Regions from separate parts of the Mus musculus genome. Here region 1 is linked to region 2. The links are chromatin contacts, found by Hi-C or POLR2A ChIA-PET in ENCODE. All regions are on one chromosome and are shown on one strand. Each heading gives the region's core, a stretch centred on a gene start or an enhancer-like site at or near the end of the contact. The rest is flanking DNA. Distances are from core to core; before and after follow the strand shown.

What was found. A loop is a pair of places that touch in the nucleus more often than their neighbours do. ChIA-PET counts read pairs that join two places held with the same protein, here RNA polymerase II (POLR2A).
Region 1: POLR2A ChIA-PET joins it to region 2 with 10 read pairs in Patski. The contact joins the enhancer-like site here to the promoter of Fyn in region 2. A Hi-C loop is called at or near these places in 2 of 37 maps with a recorded cell type or tissue (heart and v-Abl transformed pro-B cells). POLR2A ChIA-PET finds 5 or more read pairs at or near these places in 1 of 5 experiments (Patski).

What each region holds. Positions count from the first base shown.
Region 1 is chr10:39,469,811-39,475,494 of GRCm38, forward strand. The region is part of intron 3 of Fyn (Fyn proto-oncogene); the gene reads left to right. Among named protein-coding and RNA genes, the nearest start is that of Fyn, 100 kb to the left of the region's middle. Within about 2 kb of position 2,043, at least 2 of the 3 ENCODE cell types and tissues checked have a DNase peak (open chromatin) inside an H3K27ac peak, as active enhancers do.
Region 2 is chr10:39,366,155-39,371,431 of GRCm38, forward strand. It overlaps Fyn (Fyn proto-oncogene), which reads left to right and starts at 3,645. Exons shown (of 14, transcript NM_001122893.1): 1 at 3,645-4,036. It overlaps Gm31616 (predicted gene, 31616), which reads right to left and starts at 3,458. Exons shown (of 2, transcript NR_168583.1): 1 at 3,341-3,458; 2 at 1,562-2,451.

The sequences.
Region 1 (5,684 bases), core at 793-3,292, 100 kb after region 2:
ATAGAAACATTTCCATTCACAAGAGGAAACAGAGGAACATAAAAAAAGCTCCATGCCTTCACCAGCTCCAACCATGAGCTAGTCTTGATTATCTTATCTCGGACTTGATGCTGTTATTTTTTGGAATGATTCAATTTTGTTCTAAAGATTAGAAAGAAAGCATAGTTTGAGAACTAAAATTGGCTGTGTGGCCCTACCTCGTACTGAATTGGGATGAGGCGTGTATTTCCCATTCTATCCTGGCCCCTTTGCAGTACCCAGGGATGCTACGGGTGATATTCTAGGTGTAGAAACTGAAGCACTAAGCAACTGCATATCTGTGAAAGCTCTCCTAGCTAGCAAGGTCCCATGTGTGCAGCCACCCACACCCCTAAGAGTGAAAACCTTGAAAAACTTGTAGTTGAAAACTCATGGGATAGCTGGATGGGTGGGTAAGCCATAAAGCAAACACATTGTATACCTATGAGAATGGCTTAGTGGCCGCTTTGGGCATTCAGAGCAACACTTGAAACTTTTGGTGTGAAAGCTGTCACAGTAAAATGTTGATGTGGGCCGAGGATATCAACAGAACAAAGCTTGTCTTAACCGCAAGCAGTGGAGGAAACAAAAGCTGTTTCCAGAACTTCTACCCTGTTGCTTTCTGCCCCGTGAGACTGATTTGAGACTTGCTAGGAGATGGGAGAAGGAGGAGCCCAATGCAGAAGTGGAGCATCTCCCAGAAGGCTGTGGGCCTGCTGCCCAGCAAGCTTCCTCACTGAGCTGTCCTTGGGAAGTCCAAACCACACATAGGAAAAATGGCCCTTTCTCCAGCTGAGGCGACTTATGTAAGACTCCATGTGATGTCTTTCCACTGTTGTCAGAAGAACTGTGCATACACAGCATACGTGTTGACGCGGTCCCACATACAAAAACATAACCTTTTTTTTGGTACACAACACAAGAAAGAAAAAAATCCAGCCACCCACTCCAGTGTGCTTCAGTCCTGCTTTGGTGATGAGCTGGCCTATCCAGAAACTGCTACCTACCTATTTGACTTTACAGGCAGGCATGGCTGGAGGTAGAGATGCTCATTCAGGGGCTGCATGACGGAGTTTTCCTTCTGAGGAGGGAAGGAGGCACTGAATGGGTAACCTGTGAGTACCTCCTGTTGCCCAGCAGAAAGCTCTTTGATTCTTCATTGGACCCTGTGTGTTCTAGCTCAAGAAAGGCTCTGCGTTTCTGCTTCAGCTGCTGGGGAGAAGGGAGCACCTGGGGAAACAAAAGCAGCCACCTTCAGATCTCCCTGGTCCCTACAGATTCCAAAATGATGGGTATACCAGGAAACCAAGCCATTTTAACAGCAACCCTTCTCAGCGACATTCAGCTTCACTTTCCAACTCTGGTATTCACACTGTCCTTATGGTGCCAAGAGCATCCTGTAAGTGAGGAGCGCCTTCTTGCTCCTCTCAGAAGCGTGATGAGCAAGCTTTGCAATCAGCCTGAACCACAAGTCCCAAACACCCTCTTTCCTGCCTTTGAGATGGACGTAAAGTTGCCCAGGTTCTTTGGGGCTTGCTCACAGAAAAAAATGTAGATTCTGAACTTGAATTAAAAAAAGTATGTAGAATATAGCTAACTTCATTTCTGGTTCACAGCAAGTGTCATTTTCTCTGACAGAGGTGTGTGGCATGTTGTGGAGTTGATCGGGGGAACCTGCCCTTAGGCTTAGCCCTGCCTCCAGCAGCTGATGGTGCGAACACATGTTCTCACACCATGGTGCCATCGACTGTCTGTTCTTCACCATTCTGTCTGTGGTGCTTGGAGTAGTTTTGTTTTTTGGTTTTTTTTTTTGTTTTTTTTTTTAAATACTTCCTATGTAATTACTCCTAAGAAGGTGTATGAGTGGTGAGTGGCAGGACCCAGAAAGGGTGCCGGCTGGGAGTGATTGGTGACATTCCTGTACAGAGAGCAGGGGAGACAGGATCAACATGAGAATGGAATCAAGGGCTGGCATTTCGAAGCATTGGAATTCTTGCCAGGGGAAGCTTGGTTGCACCACGCTGAAGAGCGTGGGTGCCTGCATTTCCGGTCATTTCCCCTTCAGAAGCCTGAATGCAGCCTGGGCTCCTCTGCCAGCCTACTGCATGAGACTGGCAGGCTGCTGGGATGTGTGGGCCACCGAAACATTCCTGCCCACACAGGCCAGTGCCGCCTTTGTCCCCAGAATGATTTTTATTGTTTCTTGATGTCTCCCTGCCCTGCGCGCTTGTTTGCTCCGTTTTGCATAGCACACATTCAGCTTGTTGTTAGATCTTCAGTTGAGCCTTGCTTATGGATCTCTGTCCTTGTTCGTCCCTGCCTGCCACATGTCCAGTCTCCTCCACAGCTGCCAGGAGTGCAGAAATTGGGTTTCCTTAAGTGTAAGCAACTGGAAGGGTGCCAGAGGAGTGCGGAGGCAATTAGAGGCTTCGTGCAGCAGTGTGGGTTTGCCACTCTCTCTGGGTGTGTGCCTCTTGCTCGTTTGTATTTTCCTTTCTGGTATTGTCAGGAAGGCTGTCAGGTGTTGTTGTTGTTTGGCTGCTGGTGGCAGGAGTGACTTGGTGACTTTCTATTTGACTAAACTTGTGGGTGTCTTCTTGGGTTGGCCAGAGTCCTTTCAGTGTCTCCTGGGGACACTGGTAGACCTGGGTCCAGCATAGCTGTTACCAAGCACTTGACTTTTTATTGGTTTGGACGGTCAGAAAGGGAATTAGTCACTATTTCAAAGTCCTTGCTAAATGGAAGTGTTTTCATGGTTCTGGGCAATGCACACTCCCAAGTGTGATGTCGTTAGAAATACAGAAAAACAGCCAAAGCCATTGAGCTACTGTACAAAGATAAGCATGCATGTTGTTAGTATTTGCTCAATGTCCTTTTCTGCTAAATATCTAAATATTTTTAAAAATGATTTCAAACTTATACCACATGTTTTATGTACTGCTTTAAAACAAGTTTACAATGTATCATAAATATTTTTCTGTGTCAGGAAATGTATTTCACATTTTATATCTTGTGAAAGCTCGTCTCTCAAGCTTTGTTGATTCAGATTGTTTGCAGTCAGTTAGGCCTTTAACTTGTTTCAAAGGTAACACCATTGTGCAGTATGCTCAGATAACCTTATTTTTACTAAACTAATAGCTGATTCAGACCCACACGCACACAGAAAGTCAGGGTTATTTGTAAGCCTCGTGTGTATTCTCACTTAATCAAGAACCTCTCAGGGAAGAAAACTGTGTTCCCACGTGCTTTCCTGGTACTGTTGGCATCATGCCCCACACATCCACCACTCCCACACCGGCAGTGCCACCTGAGTCTGGACTAGGAGTGCAGGCTACGGCTCAGGCAGTTCTTCCGGTAGAGATGGCATGTGGTGGCTGCCTCATGGGACTTCAACAGGTTCTTTCAGTGCGACCTTTAACAGTATTTTCAAGGAGATGAAGGAAATATCTTACCTTCTCATCTGTCTGCCTTCCTTCTTACCTGTGTCCCTTTATGACACCTGTCTCCTACTCAATGTGGATGCCATTTTGGAGGTTCTGTTCCTGCTGGCATTGATTCTAAATCATGTAAAGGAAAGATATTGGCCTTCTTCCTCCCTCTCTTTCCCTCTTCCTCCTCTCTCCCCCTCCACCCTCTTTTTGTGTGTGTTTTGTGTATGTGTGCTATGTGTGTGTGTGTGTGTGTGTGTGTGTGTGTGTGTGCATGCAGAGGCCAGGTGTCCATGCTGAGAGCCTTCTGTAACCTATCTCCCCCATAGTTTGTGGGTGTGTTTGTTGTGTTATATTTTGTTTGAGACAGGGTCTCACTTTGTAGCCTTGGCTAGCCTAGGCTTTGCTGTGTAGACTACCAGACTGGCCCTAAACTCACAGAGATCTGCCTATTTCTCCCTCCCTGATGCTGGGATTCCATCTTAGTTTTTGAAACAGACTCTCACTGAACCTGGAGCTAACTGATTCCATCACGCTGGCTGACCAAAGAGCTCCAGAGAGGCACTCATCCCTGCCCGCAGCACCAGGGCTGTGGATGAATGGTACAGCATCCATTGCTGTGGATGCTGGGGGTCCAAACTTAGACCCACATGCTCACACAGCAGGACCTCTCAGCCCTGTGTTCCATTTGAGGTAAAGATGCAGGGACTAGAATTTCTACATGTGACTCTGGTAATGAGTAGAGTTTGGAGTTTTGTTGGGAACCGCAGAGTAGACTGGAACCTGAGTGGCTTCTGTGAAATTGCGGTCCCTGTCGTGTACTTTTGCAGTGTAATTCGGTTACTTTTTGTTCTGAGTTGTTTTTGTCATCACATGCTGATCTGGGTGAGGTGCTTGGTGAAGACCAGGAGATGGAGATCAAGAGAAAGAGACCAGCGTCCTCCTTTTAAGTTACCTCCCATGACCAGCGCTACATACCTTTCTTTCTTTTTTTAAAGATTTGTTTATTTTATATATACACGAAAACACTACCACTCTCTTCAGACACACCAGAAAAGTGCATCGGATCCCATTACAGATGGTTGTAAGCCACCATGTGGTTGCTGGGAATTGAACTCAGGACCTCAGGAATAGCAGTCAGTGCTCTTAACCGCTGAGCCAGCTCTCCAGCCCCTACACACAGTTTTTCATACTGAAGTTTTTCATACTTGGCAGTTTAACCGATGCTTCTTATCAGTCCCCAGACTTAATCCATGTCCTCTTGGGTTTTCTGTATAACCAGTCCCACTGTCTTAAATAATTGCAGTTCTTCCTTCTTGGTCTCTTATTTCTCCTGACTTAACACTCCAAAAGAGATGGTAATGCTGCAGTTTTAAAAAGCACAGGTTGTCTACTGATGATAAAGGAGGATTCTTGACATTGCAGCCTTGAGTGTAGTACGCTTGAGTATGATGCTTTTGAGTGTGGTGCCCTTGAGTATGGTGCCCTGAGTATAGTACCCTTGAGTATAGTACCCTTGAGTATAGTATCCTTGAGTATAGTACCCTTGAGTGTGGTACCCTTGAGTGTGGTACCCTTGAGTGTGGTACCCTTGAGTATAGTACCCTTGAGTATAGTACCCTTGAGTGTGGTGCCCTTGAGTATAGTACCCTTGAGTATAGTATCCTTGAATATAGTACCCATGAGTGTGGTACCCTTGAGTATAGTACCCTTGAGTATGGTACCCTTGAGTGTGGTACCCTTGAGTATAGTACCCTTGAGTGTGGTGCCCTTGAGTATGGTACCCTTGAGTATAGTACCCTTGAGTGTGGTACCCTTGAGTGTGGTGCCCTTGAGTGTGGTGCCCTTGAGTGTGGTGCCCTGAGTATAGTACCCTTGAGTATAGTACCCTTGAGTGTGGTACCCATAAGTGTGGTGCTTTATTAAGGTTGAGAAAGGATCCCTTGGGGGCTGGAGAAATGGCTCAGCAGCTAAGAGAACCTGAGATCAGTTCTCAGCACCCTCTTGGGTAATGCATGACCATCTGTAACTCTGGCTCTAGAGGAATCTGTATTTCTGACTTTTGCCTTTGAGAACAGCTGCATTTACATGTACACATCCTCACACAGACAAAACACACATACACATAATTTTAAAATGAAGGCAGAACATCACCATGTTTACACCTTTTAATGGCTCACACCTTTCATTCCCAGCACTCAGAAGGCAGAAGAGGCAGATTTCCTGAAAGTTAGAGGC
Region 2 (5,277 bases), core at 2,395-4,894:
GTGCCATTATTGTGCCCTGACAGTTATCATGCTATGCTGGTGACTGCTGCTATTCATAGACATCATAGCTGGGTAGGACAACTGGATGCTTTCTCCCTTGAAAGTTTGCATGGAATGTCCTGGTGCCACGAAGTTAGTCATCACAGAGGAGGTTTTCAGATTAGACCCGGCTCACATACTTTTGGTCCTATGTCTGAAGTGGATGGTGCCTTAAGAAATAGGGACTTATCTTCTACCTTGGAGGCAACCAATGATGACAGCAATATTCTATAATGTTTTGGGAGTCACTTGGACAACCTTGATCAACAACTCAAAAGAGAACTTCTCATGCCTGGTGTTGTTTTGTTTTTAGATGGTCTATGTATCTTGTGGGGGGGGGGGGCAATGGAAAAGTTTCATTTAAACTAAATAGTGTATATGTATACAAGTCATGTTTTGTATTTAATTTTATATATATAGATAGTAATATGACTATGGCTTTTTGACACCCTTGCTATTATTTTACCCACATGCCTCTTTCTCCTGTATTTATCTCTCTCCCCTCTCCCAAATTAACCCCTTTCAATTTTTCCTATTTCCTCCTCCAATTTGCCTGTACCCCACCATTCCCCATTTCTGCCATTTTCTCCTCTACTTTCCGGGGCTTTGCAGTTCCTCCAGATTACGCACTCACATATGAAAACTTGGAACTGGGAACCACAGATGAGAAAGAGCATGGGATGTGTGTTTTCCTGGGTCTGAGTCACATCACTCAAAATGATCTCTACCCAAAATAGCTATCCAAATAGCTCTCTATCAAAATAGCTCTACCCATTTGCCTGAAAAATTCCATGGTTTCATTTTTCTTTACAGTTGAGTATTCCACTGGGTACGCGTCCCACATTGTCTTTAGCTGAAGAACATTTAGGTTGTCACCATGTCCTAGCTATTGTGACTAGAATGGCAATGAATATGGCTGAGCAAGTAGCTGTGAGGTATGATGTCATCATGTCTTTTGGGCATATGCTGAGGCGTGGTCACTTAGAATGCATTTCCTTTGTACATATCTGTGTGTCTTTGTGTAAGGTGTGTATGCATACATGTTTAGAGGTGTTCATACATGCTTGGGGGTGCACTTGCACACATATGCAGTGCCTGTGGAAGCCAGAGGTCAATGCTGGGCTTTCTAAATTGGTTCTCTAACATATTTCTCAGACAGGGTCTCTCACTGTTTCTGGAGGTCCAGACACTTGCCACTGTAACGGCTTTCATTTTTGTTTTGTTTTGTATTTTTCTCTTTTCTTTTCTTTTCTTTTCTTTCTTTTTCTTTTCTTTTCTTTTTTCTTTCTTTCTTTTTTTTTTTTTTTCTGAGACAGAGTTTCTCTGTATAGCCCTGGCTGTCTTGGAACTCACTTTGTAGACCAGGCTGTAGACCTCAAACTCAGAAATCCACCTGCTTCTGCCTCCCAAGTGCTGGGATTAAAGGAGTGAGCCACTACCGCCCGGCTGTAACGGTTTTGATAATGTGTGTTTTGGGGCTTTGTTAATGTGTGTTTTGGGGACTCAGACTCAGTCTCATGTGTACAGCAGCAAGCCATTTATTCACTGATCCATCTCCCTTCCTTGCACATTAGTTTTTTTTTCCAGTTTCAGTAACCATTTTTATTTTCTTGTTTGATTGGTAAGAAAACAAAAATCTCAAAATGGGAAACAGCTTAGCTAATAACACTAAATATACATTGAAAGCAAAACAGGAAACACAGATTAGACAAACCAAAAAAGAACACTAGACTAGAAACAGGGGACTTAAAGGTGAGAGAAACAGAACAAACAAAAACCCAAGCAAATAACAACCAAATCTAAGAGAAATTCTAGAACAATGTCTCTCCATTTGTTGGGTAATAGATACTGCCTGTAAGAAAATAAAATTTCAGGTTTAGAACAAAGCATGGCTTGCCTTGGGTAGGCTGAGGACACTGTTTAAGTCAAATCTACTTTGATGACCTTTGGGAGCAGATCAAAATGGGAAATAATGCTAACATCTTTCCAGGGCTTTCTCACTTGTTCACAACATCAGCAAATCTTCTTGTGGAGACAGAATCCCTTTAAAGCTATCCGGAGGAAGAGTTGTGGGGTTTTCCTGTTTTTTTGTTTTTATTTATTTTTTTCAAAAGTAAGTAAAGAGAAAAAAACAGAACAGAGTCTTGCTGGGAGTTGGTTAATTTGTCATTTAATCATTTTGCCTCTTATTGGTCCACTAATTACGTGAAGAAGCTATTATGCTGCAGATGCCAAAAATGAGACTCCTCTCAAAGAAATTATTAACAATGGAGTGACTTAGTACCATCTGCTCCAGGTTTCAGGAAGAGATCGGACATGGAATTCCTCAGTGTCACCTTCTCTTGTCCTCAGTTTCCTCGTCCATCACATGAGGATCATTTACTGAATAGCAGCAAATTTCTCAAAAGAGCACTGCGGAAAAGACAAAGAAAAAAAAGTCAGCAAAAGAGACTGGTATTTTTAAACTACAGGGGAAATGTACTGAGCAGGAAAGATAACACAGACCTTGAGCGCCTAAGGAAGCCAAGGCTGCTTCGCTTAAACTTACTTCTTAGAAGATTAGATTTGCTGAGGGGGAGGGATGAGTTTCTTACCAAAATCATTAAAGAAAATGATTCTGAACATGTCTTAAAACAGAGTTCTCAGTAAACAGGAATTGCCTATAAAGAAAATCAGGAAGGCAAAATGTTTCTTTTTATGAAGTTACATCCTGCCATAGAAAAGCTGAATCGGAAATAAAGACTGCAGACCAACCCGGCTATTATTTCGTCAAGGAAAATCTGAGCAAAAAGCTCAGCTCAGCCACCAGCGAAAACAAGAAAACCAAGAGAAGTTTGAATGCCCCAAGGAGCCAGACGAGCAATGGCCACTGGTAAACAGCTAGGGAAAAGCACAAGCAATCTCTACTGGGTGGTTTTGGGACTCTTTGTTGCAGGCCCCTTGAATTTCAGTCATACTTCTCTTTCACTTTTCCTGGGGTAGGTGTGGGGGGGGGGGCGGGGAGCATATTTGGGTACCCAAGAAAATGAGACTAACAAGTCATTAATTTCTTACTATTTGTTGTGCGTTTGCTGGTCCTAGCTTTCCCAGTTTCTGCAATGGTACTTCTCTACTTTGCTCCTCACTTCCCTAATTTGCCATCGCCATTCTTAACACCTTTCCATTTTATCCTCCCACTCTCAAAGGCGAGGCTATCTCTTTGGAGAAATAGGTTCCCATGGCTGTGAGGCTGGAGTGGCAGGTGCCAGTCTCCACTGGCAAAGTGGAAAGCAGCTCATTCCCTGCGCACTCTCCTGCCCACCTCACCAACTCGCAACTCCACACGATCCTCAGACACACAACTCTTCCTTCTCCGCCAACCTCGCATCCTCTCACACACCCTGTGGCCGTGCGCACCGCAGGCTGCCCGCCACCACTGTAAAGCTCAACCCACTCGGCGGCCCCACCCATGGCCGTCCCGCCTCCGACGCATTCACCAATGGCTGCCGGCGCTCAGCCCTCAGCGGGCCCTTTGATAGGGCAGAAAGACCTGACAGTCTCAGGGCGTGTCCCGCCCCCTCTCGAACCCCTCGGGATCCGGAGCAGCCCGAGCATCAGCGAGAGTAGCTGCGAGAAGCCGCGGCGGTGGCGGCGGCGCGTCGGTGCAGTTGCGCCATCTGTCAGGAGCGCAGCCGGCGGGGAGGGGGCTCCGCAGAGAGGAGGAGGGGTCGCCGTGCGCCGGGCCTCCGAGACCCGCCCGCTGGTCAAGAGCTCAGCGAGGCCGCCTCTAGCCGGAGCGTTTCGAGGACTCCCCGGGCACACACAAAGCCGCCACCCGCGCCAGGGAGGGACCGGGCTGCCGGGCCGGGGACACCGGCGCCGCCCCCTCGGCGCTTCGCGAGGCCCACGAGCTCCTGGGCCCCGCCGCGGAGCCGCGGGAGCCGCCTGGGCCGCGCCGGAGGAGGGCGGGGAGAGGACCATGTGAATGTGCTCCGGAGCTGAGCGCCAAGCCAAGCAGGTAAGCGACAGGGGATGCGCGGAGCCTCGGGATGCTGCGGAGACGCCCGGCCCAGCGCCCCCGCACGGGCTGCTCCCGCTGCGGTCCCGCCGCGCAGCCTCCAGGGCGCCCCGCGACGCAGGACACTGATGCGGGGTGCCGCCCCGAGGCTGCGCAGGCACCGGGGTGTCTTTCCTCGGCCGCCGGCGGGTGCCGGGTGGAAAATAGGAATTGGCTTGGGGGTGAGGTTGGCCCAGCTCCGCCCCCGCCCTCCTTTCGCGGCCCCCCGCGGGGACCAGGGCTGTGTGTGTTGTTTTAATGTCAGGGATGATGTAATCACTTAATAATTGATGCCCCGTGCTGCTTTCCTCCCCACCCAACCCCTGCCCCACTCCTCCACCTCTCGGCTTCCTCCCTCGGTGGCCCTTGCCGTTCCCCAGCGCATCCTCCTGCCTATTTCTGGAACCTCCCTTGCACTTCCCCCACCCTCCCCTTCACCCTTCCTGTGCTACCACCCACCCACCCTTCCCCTTTCCCCTGTGTCTGGCCTTGCCTCCTCTTCCTCTGTCCCCCCACCCCTTTTGCTCTCTCAAGCTTATTTCTCCTCCCTTCTCGACACGCTGGATTTCCTCCCTACTTCCCTAGGTCGGTAGACGGTTTTGTTTGGTCTCCTCTAGGCTCTCTTATCTTTGAGGCCACAGGGACTGACTGAGCTAGAAAGAGGCCACCAAGCTTGGGCCCAGGAGGCGTTTGCTGGGACTCACTGGGAGGAGGGATAATAAAATCACCCGTTTTGCCCCTCCTTCCTCTAATAAATCAGACTCATTCTGTGTGTGTGTGTGTGTGAGTGTGTGTGTGACACAAAGAGCCCTTTCAGTTCATAGAGGAGAGACACATAAAGTACCCAGGGCACCATGCTTCTTGTGTCTCATCCCTGGGGCGTCCCTTTCTTTCTGGTGAAGCAGTTGATCTCTTAGTCTTTTCTGCCACACTTACCAAAAAATGAAGGCTCCCGGATCCCGGGTGGCAGGTGCAGGCATTTAGCTGTGTTTACAGACTGGTAGCATTGAGTGGCAACTGCAGTTTTCTCTATTTAAGGTGGTGGTGGGGGGGATTATTTCAGCTGTTTTAGGAGTTGCTATACTTTCAAGGAACCTTCCCCTATCCCTCATTTCCCCCCTTTTCTTCTTGGGGGATAGTTACTGATACCTGAGACAGGATAAATTGATGAGGGATCAGAAGAATTTTGTGTCTGAGTCAGA